Regions from separate parts of the Homo sapiens genome. Here region 2 is linked to region 1. A link is a contact called in ENCODE Hi-C or POLR2A ChIA-PET data. All regions are on one chromosome and are shown on one strand. Each heading gives the region's core, a stretch centred on a gene start or an enhancer-like site at or near the end of the contact. The rest is flanking DNA. Distances are from core to core; before and after follow the strand shown.

What was found. Hi-C counts contacts between places; a loop is a spot of excess contacts on that map. ChIA-PET counts read pairs that join two places held with the same protein, here RNA polymerase II (POLR2A). Pooled maps may share reads with other maps.
Region 2: a loop to region 1 is called in a pooled map, with 2.0 times the contacts of the local background. The contact joins the promoter of TNIP1 here to the enhancer-like site in region 1. A Hi-C loop is called at or near these places in 1 of 168 maps with a recorded cell type or tissue (gastrocnemius medialis) and 5 of 50 pooled maps. POLR2A ChIA-PET finds 5 or more read pairs at or near these places in 5 of 52 experiments (AG04450, H1, Panc1 and 2 more).

Annotation. Positions count from the first base shown.
Region 1 is chr5:151,004,860-151,007,691 of GRCh38, reverse strand. No RefSeq gene overlaps it. Among named protein-coding and RNA genes, the nearest start is that of GPX3, 14 kb to the left of the region's middle. Within about 2 kb of position 1,476, at least 24 of the 41 ENCODE cell types and tissues checked have a DNase peak (open chromatin) inside an H3K27ac peak, as active enhancers do; they include gastrocnemius medialis, where a contact is called at or near this core.
Region 2 is chr5:151,079,631-151,082,462 of GRCh38, reverse strand. It overlaps TNIP1 (TNFAIP3 interacting protein 1), which reads left to right and starts at 1,429. Exons shown (of 18, transcript NM_006058.5): 1 at 1,429-1,583. RefSeq lists enhancers at 835-894, 609-1,319, cis regulatory regions at 860-1,629, 1,129-1,917 and a silencer at 1,195-1,864.

The sequences.
Region 1 (2,832 bases), core at 227-2,726:
CCCTTCCCTGCAATGCACCACCTGCAATTCTATAACTCGTCAAAAGCTCTGTGGTCCCAGATAAGTCCGAATCTCTCTGGTCCACCCTGTTCTTACTGTAGCATGACAAGTTAGACCAGATGACCTCTAAGGGGTCCATCTGGCTTTAAAAGTCTTTGACAAGTTTCCTATGGTCTCCTTGGGAGAAGTACTTTGTGTTCAAGGTTCTGTCTTCTTCTTATCCAAAAAGGAGGAATGTGGGTTTTCAGGACTTTAGAATACCCTCAGAGAAGGTCCAGCTCTCCTCTCATGCACACATACCCCTGTTCTACCTCTCCATTTGCATATAATAGCTGAGATTAATTTAGTACCAACTATGGGCTAGGCGCTATTCTAAGCACTTTTAAAAGTGCTTTTATAAATTAGGTATACTATAAATTGCATTTTATAGTTGAGGAAACTGAGGCACAGAGGAGTTATGTACTCCAAGCTAGCAAGTGGTGGAGATGGTCTGGTTCCAGGACCTGCACTTCTACCCAACTTCTGCTCTTCACTTCCTTCCCACACTTCACTGAAGCTCAGAGAGTGAAGGGGACTTGCCCAAAGTCACACAGCAATTTACACAATGATCTCTGATCATTAAGCCATTGGAAGAGCCAGATTAAGGGCAAATAGAAGCCAAAGGTTAAAATGTCTTGGCCTCTCCCATTCTACATCCTCCCTCCACCCCCTGTTCCCATGGGCTATTTACTAAAAGCAGAGAGGCCTAGGGTGCGGTCTCATGGGGAAGTGCCAAGGCCAGGCGGGCCCTGCGGTGGTCAGCCCTCCTCTGAATGAAGCCTGGCTTCTTCGTCTACCCTCCCAGGCAGCAGCAGCACAATCAGTGGGGTGGAAGTGCCCAGGGTGGAAATGGGAGCAGGGCTGGAGCAGGAAAATAGAAAGAAAACAGGGCAGTGGCCAGGATTAGGGCAAAAGGATAGGGTGGAGGGGGAAAGACATGACCAATATGTTTTAAATGTCCACTGTGCGTGCCTAACACAGTGCTAAGCACTTTCCCTTACATCCTGAGATGAAGGTCCCATTATTACCCCATTTACGCAGGAGGAAACTGAGGCTCAGAAGGTTGAGTTATCCTGTGTGTCTACTGTGAAACGTGTCCTCTTTCCACTGAAGAAAGGGAAGGAATGACAGCAGAGTAGGAGAGGAAGGAGGAAAGAGGAAGAGAGCCAGATTCGGGAGAAAGGAGAAGAAAGTGAGTATGGGGCCTTGGCGCTCTGCCCCAGCAAGGGCAATGGGCCCAGAGTCATCCTCATCTCCCAGAAGGCTCACTGGGGAAATGTTTATGAGAAACCTCAACATTCAGAAGGGGCATGACCTTCCAGCTGGCTGTCCCGTGACTGCTGCTGGCTATAAACAGCCTGCTTATTAACCCCAGGAACCTGGCTCCTCTGCCACTTAAGGGATCGCCTGGAATGGGTGGGTTTGGAGAGCAGGAGGGTGCCTCGCCAAGAATTTGCAGACCAGGAGGAGTGGCTGCTAGGAACTAGATGATTTGTAGAGAGCTGGGCCAAAGGGGGCCCCCTCTGCTCCCACCCCTTGCAGAGTTGCTCAAGACGACATAGTGAGTTAATGTGCCCTAAAAGCCCTTAACCCAGACTTGACCACTTTAAGGGAATTACAAAGCTTGACTCATCTCATTATTTTCCCTAATGACCCATGTCATTAAAGCACTGTGGTGACATCAAATGAATTAATGGTCATAAAGGCATTTGGTAAACTGAACACCCCTGCATACCTGAGACCTTGTTTCTAGTCCAGTCCCCACCCCTATTGATCACTTAGGACAAACTCACATAGTGAGACAAACACAGAGTCACCCACCACAAGCTTACTGCCACTTACCTCCTTAGGTCGCTCAGCCACACTAAGTCCCAGCTGTGAAAGAAAGACCTTGGAGGTTATAATAGTACTGACCTACTGGGGTTGCTGAAAGGATTAACCGAGATACTTCCTATGAAGTTAGCACAGTGCCTGCACCTTTGTGTGCTCAGTCAGTGTTAGCCACATCCATGCTGTGGGTCCCATGAGAAATTCTATAAACTCCACCACCGCCACCACCACAGTAATGCTCTTAAAAATGACCTCAAATTGGAAGTTTTTTGAATGGAGAACAAGAGAGGAGGCAGGTATTTGCTGGAGCTGGACTGGGAAGAAGTAGATTTCATACACAGCTTGAAGGACTGGAAAGAGAACACTGAGAATATCACTGTGGAATTTCTGGGAAAGGAAGGGAATGTCTAAATACAAGAAATTGATGAAATGCTTTTGGATGTTTACAACTCAAAAAAGAACAGAAAGTCTCCATCTCATTCAAGGGCAGTGGTGGGACATGGCGACTTTTCAAGGACACAGGAGCTAGTGGCTGTAAGTGAAAGGTGTTGACAACCAGCTGAGCTCACAGGACTCATCCTGCTGGCTGCTGTCTCTGCAGCGTTGCTGAGTGCAGTGGATCCTTTTTCCACCTTGCATTCCAGAAACTTCTCCCAGTGTTCCCAGTAACAGTGTCCTACCTAGAGTCTAGGAATGTATTCCTGTCTATTCCATTGCTTCCTCTTCCCATTGAATCTTTCTTTTTAAAAATATTTTGAGAATTTTTATTCACATAAGTAACAGATGATTACATTTTTCTTATAAAATTAAAACCTGACAACTATGCTAAAACCCCATTTAACCCCTTCTGCTCTTCATGTTTGTCCCAACTCCTCCCCTTTATCACAATTAGCATGGATTTAGCTTTCCAGAATTTTCTCTATGCCTACACATACATCATTTAAAATATATATGTGACAGGAT
Region 2 (2,832 bases), core at 180-2,679, 75 kb before region 1:
ATGGGTGGAGACGATGCCTGGGAGCTGCTATGTAAACCAGGGCCAGGATTCCCAGTTTCTCTGTAGGATCCCCCAGTGGTGAGACTCAGTGGTGCTTTGGAGTTTGCATCGCTTCCTCCCTCCCTCCCTTCTGAATCAAGGCATAAGTGTAATTCTTTTCATAATTAAACTAGAATGAATATCGTTTTGAAGATCTGATAACACCGTTGAATTAACTGAAGGAACCCTAGGAGGTTACAAAGCCTTATAGGAGAATCCCCAGATTAGGTATATAATTTGGGCAAGTATCTGTGTGTGTATTATTGCGAAGTCACAGTTGATTGATGGGTCTCTCTTCTGTAAAATGAGGGTGTGTATTAAACAGTTCCCCAAATCCTTTCCCCTAATTCTTTTTGAGGATGAGGGCCTGTCAATGACTAAGTTTTCAACAGTACCAGTGAAATGGGTCTTTTGCAATAGGTTTTTCATAAAGCTATATTTAGTTTAAAGAGCTGTTCTTTATTCCAAGGTTAGACCTTCCACTTTTTGGAATTAAAATTTAGCTTTCTTTCTTTTTAAAAATAAAAGGATAAGCTTTTAAAAAGCTTTCCTACCCTTAAAGCAAGTTTATGTTCCTTACCGGTCTAGGAAATCCCAGTCTGTTGGGATTATCTAGCCCACATATAAGTAGGTAGGGTGGAAGGCGGCCTCTGGATTTGCCCACCCGGGTTTGAATCTTGATTCAGCCCCTTACTGAGGTCATCTAACCTTTTTGTGACTCAAATATTATTTAAGAAAAGGTAGTAAAACCCACCTCCCTAGCGTGATTGTGCGAAGAAAATAATGCACGCAAAGCATCTACAATGTCTGGAGCAAAGCGTTTACGATGTCTGGGAATCCTTTACAATGTCTGGAGCAAAAAATGTTCGCGGTAGAGTCTTTATGGGTCTTTTCAGCTCGGAATTTCTATAGCTTTGTTAAGAAGAGTCCTGGAGTGCCCTGGACGGAACTCTGGGGGCCTGAGCTCCAGCTCTGGCTTAGGGCCAAATGCTTACGTGCCTTTTGGCAGGTCCCCTCCCTGTTCTGGCCTGTGTTCCCCTCGGCACAAGGAAGGGGCTGGGTGGTCTCTGTGGCTCGCCTCCGCTCTGAAATTCCGGCTTTCAAGGTGGCCCCAGGCCTTCGACAGGGGCTTCCGGCGCTGGGAGTGCGGCAAGGCGCCGCGCAGGCCCGGGACGGTGGCCCCAGGGAAGTCGCTCCTAGAGGGGAAGGCCGCCGAAGGGACGAGAGACACCGCGGGCCCCCGGAACCGCAGGCAGCCGGTGTTTACCTCGCTCGGTCCCACCCCAGGCGGCCGCGGGCCCGCCCGGAGCGCGCGGCGCGATTGGGCGAGTGGCCTGCCAGTCTCCGGGGACTTTCCCAGGGGTGGGGCGGCCCGGCCAGGCCCCCGGCACTTCCTCGTCCTCGGCCCGGGTGCCCTGCCCCCGTCCAGGAGCCCTAGGAGTGCTACGGGGGGCCGGAGCCTTGCCCGGGCCGCTGCCCCGTCCCTGGATTCGGGGCTGGACGCAGCAAGCGGGGCGCTGTGTCCCCAAGCTCCCCGTCCTCGGGTAAGCCGGCCGGCCCGGAGCGGGGATGGAGGGGAGGAAGGGAGGCCAGGCCCAGATCGTCCAGAGCCTCGGTGGCGGCGGGGAGCGAGCTGGGGAAGGTGGCTTGTGCACCCAGGCCCGGCGCGCGGGGTCCCGGGGCGTCTCCGCCAGCGGCCAAGCCGGGCTGAGCCGCTACTCCCTGCTTGGCGCTGGGCCTGGTGGGGGGCGCGCGTGCGCACTGCGCGGGGTAGCACGCCTGGGAACGGCGTGGGGCGGTTGTAGAGAGCGCAGACCCTCCGGGTGCGGGCGGCGCTGCGGCCCTTTGGGTGTCTATCCTGTGGAGACGAGTTGCCTACGCGGCGTCAGGAGTTTTCGTATCAAGTTGTGGAAGCAGTGTACATATGTCACGAGGAGGAAAATAATAATTTTTATTGGGCGCTTTCCAAGTGCTGATCTTAACGCTGTACGTGTATTAGACTCATTTAATTGTCACTTCCATCCTAAACATTAATATTGTTATTATCTCCATTTTATACTTTAGGAAACCGAGGTACTTGGAGCTTGAGGTCACACAGCTGTGAGTTGCAAAGTCAGATATGAACTCAGGCATTTGGCTCCAGAGTTCCTACTATACTATTTCTGTTGAACATATTTTGTATGCACATTGTTGGAGGCATTTGTGTGCATGTGCAGGATGGATGAGTTTCCAGGAGTGCTTCTGGGGATGGAGTATGAAGGCTGAGCTTTCCACTGTAGGACATTTGTGTGCACGTGTGCATTGTACATTCATTGTGCGTACAGGAGCAGATGGGAATTTTGTGCGACTGGGTGAGAGATTGTGTTTTGGTAGGGGGAGGGAGGGACTTTTGTGGATGATGCAGAAGAATCAGCAACGTCCTTCCCCACCCCCTTGCAGAATGACAGTGCAGGGAAATGTGTAGATTCCTAATGCATCATTTTTTTCTCACAGTACGGTCAAAATGGGATTTAATCAGCACTTACTCATTTTCCAAACAATGGGGTGTGATAGAGGGGAATTCGGCATCTGATGAGAGGTCAGAAAAGGGGACTCAGAATGTTTTAAAAAAATCCTTGACAAAGGAGGGTAGAATTGTATTAGGAGGGTAGAATATTAGTACAAACTCAGCATCCCCGTGGTGGTCTCTGTTTTGCAACAGAAGAAACTGAGGCAGTGAAAAAACTGATAATGCTAATAGCTTACTATGTGCCAGGCACAGTGCTTACATTCCGTATCTCATTTAATCTTTTT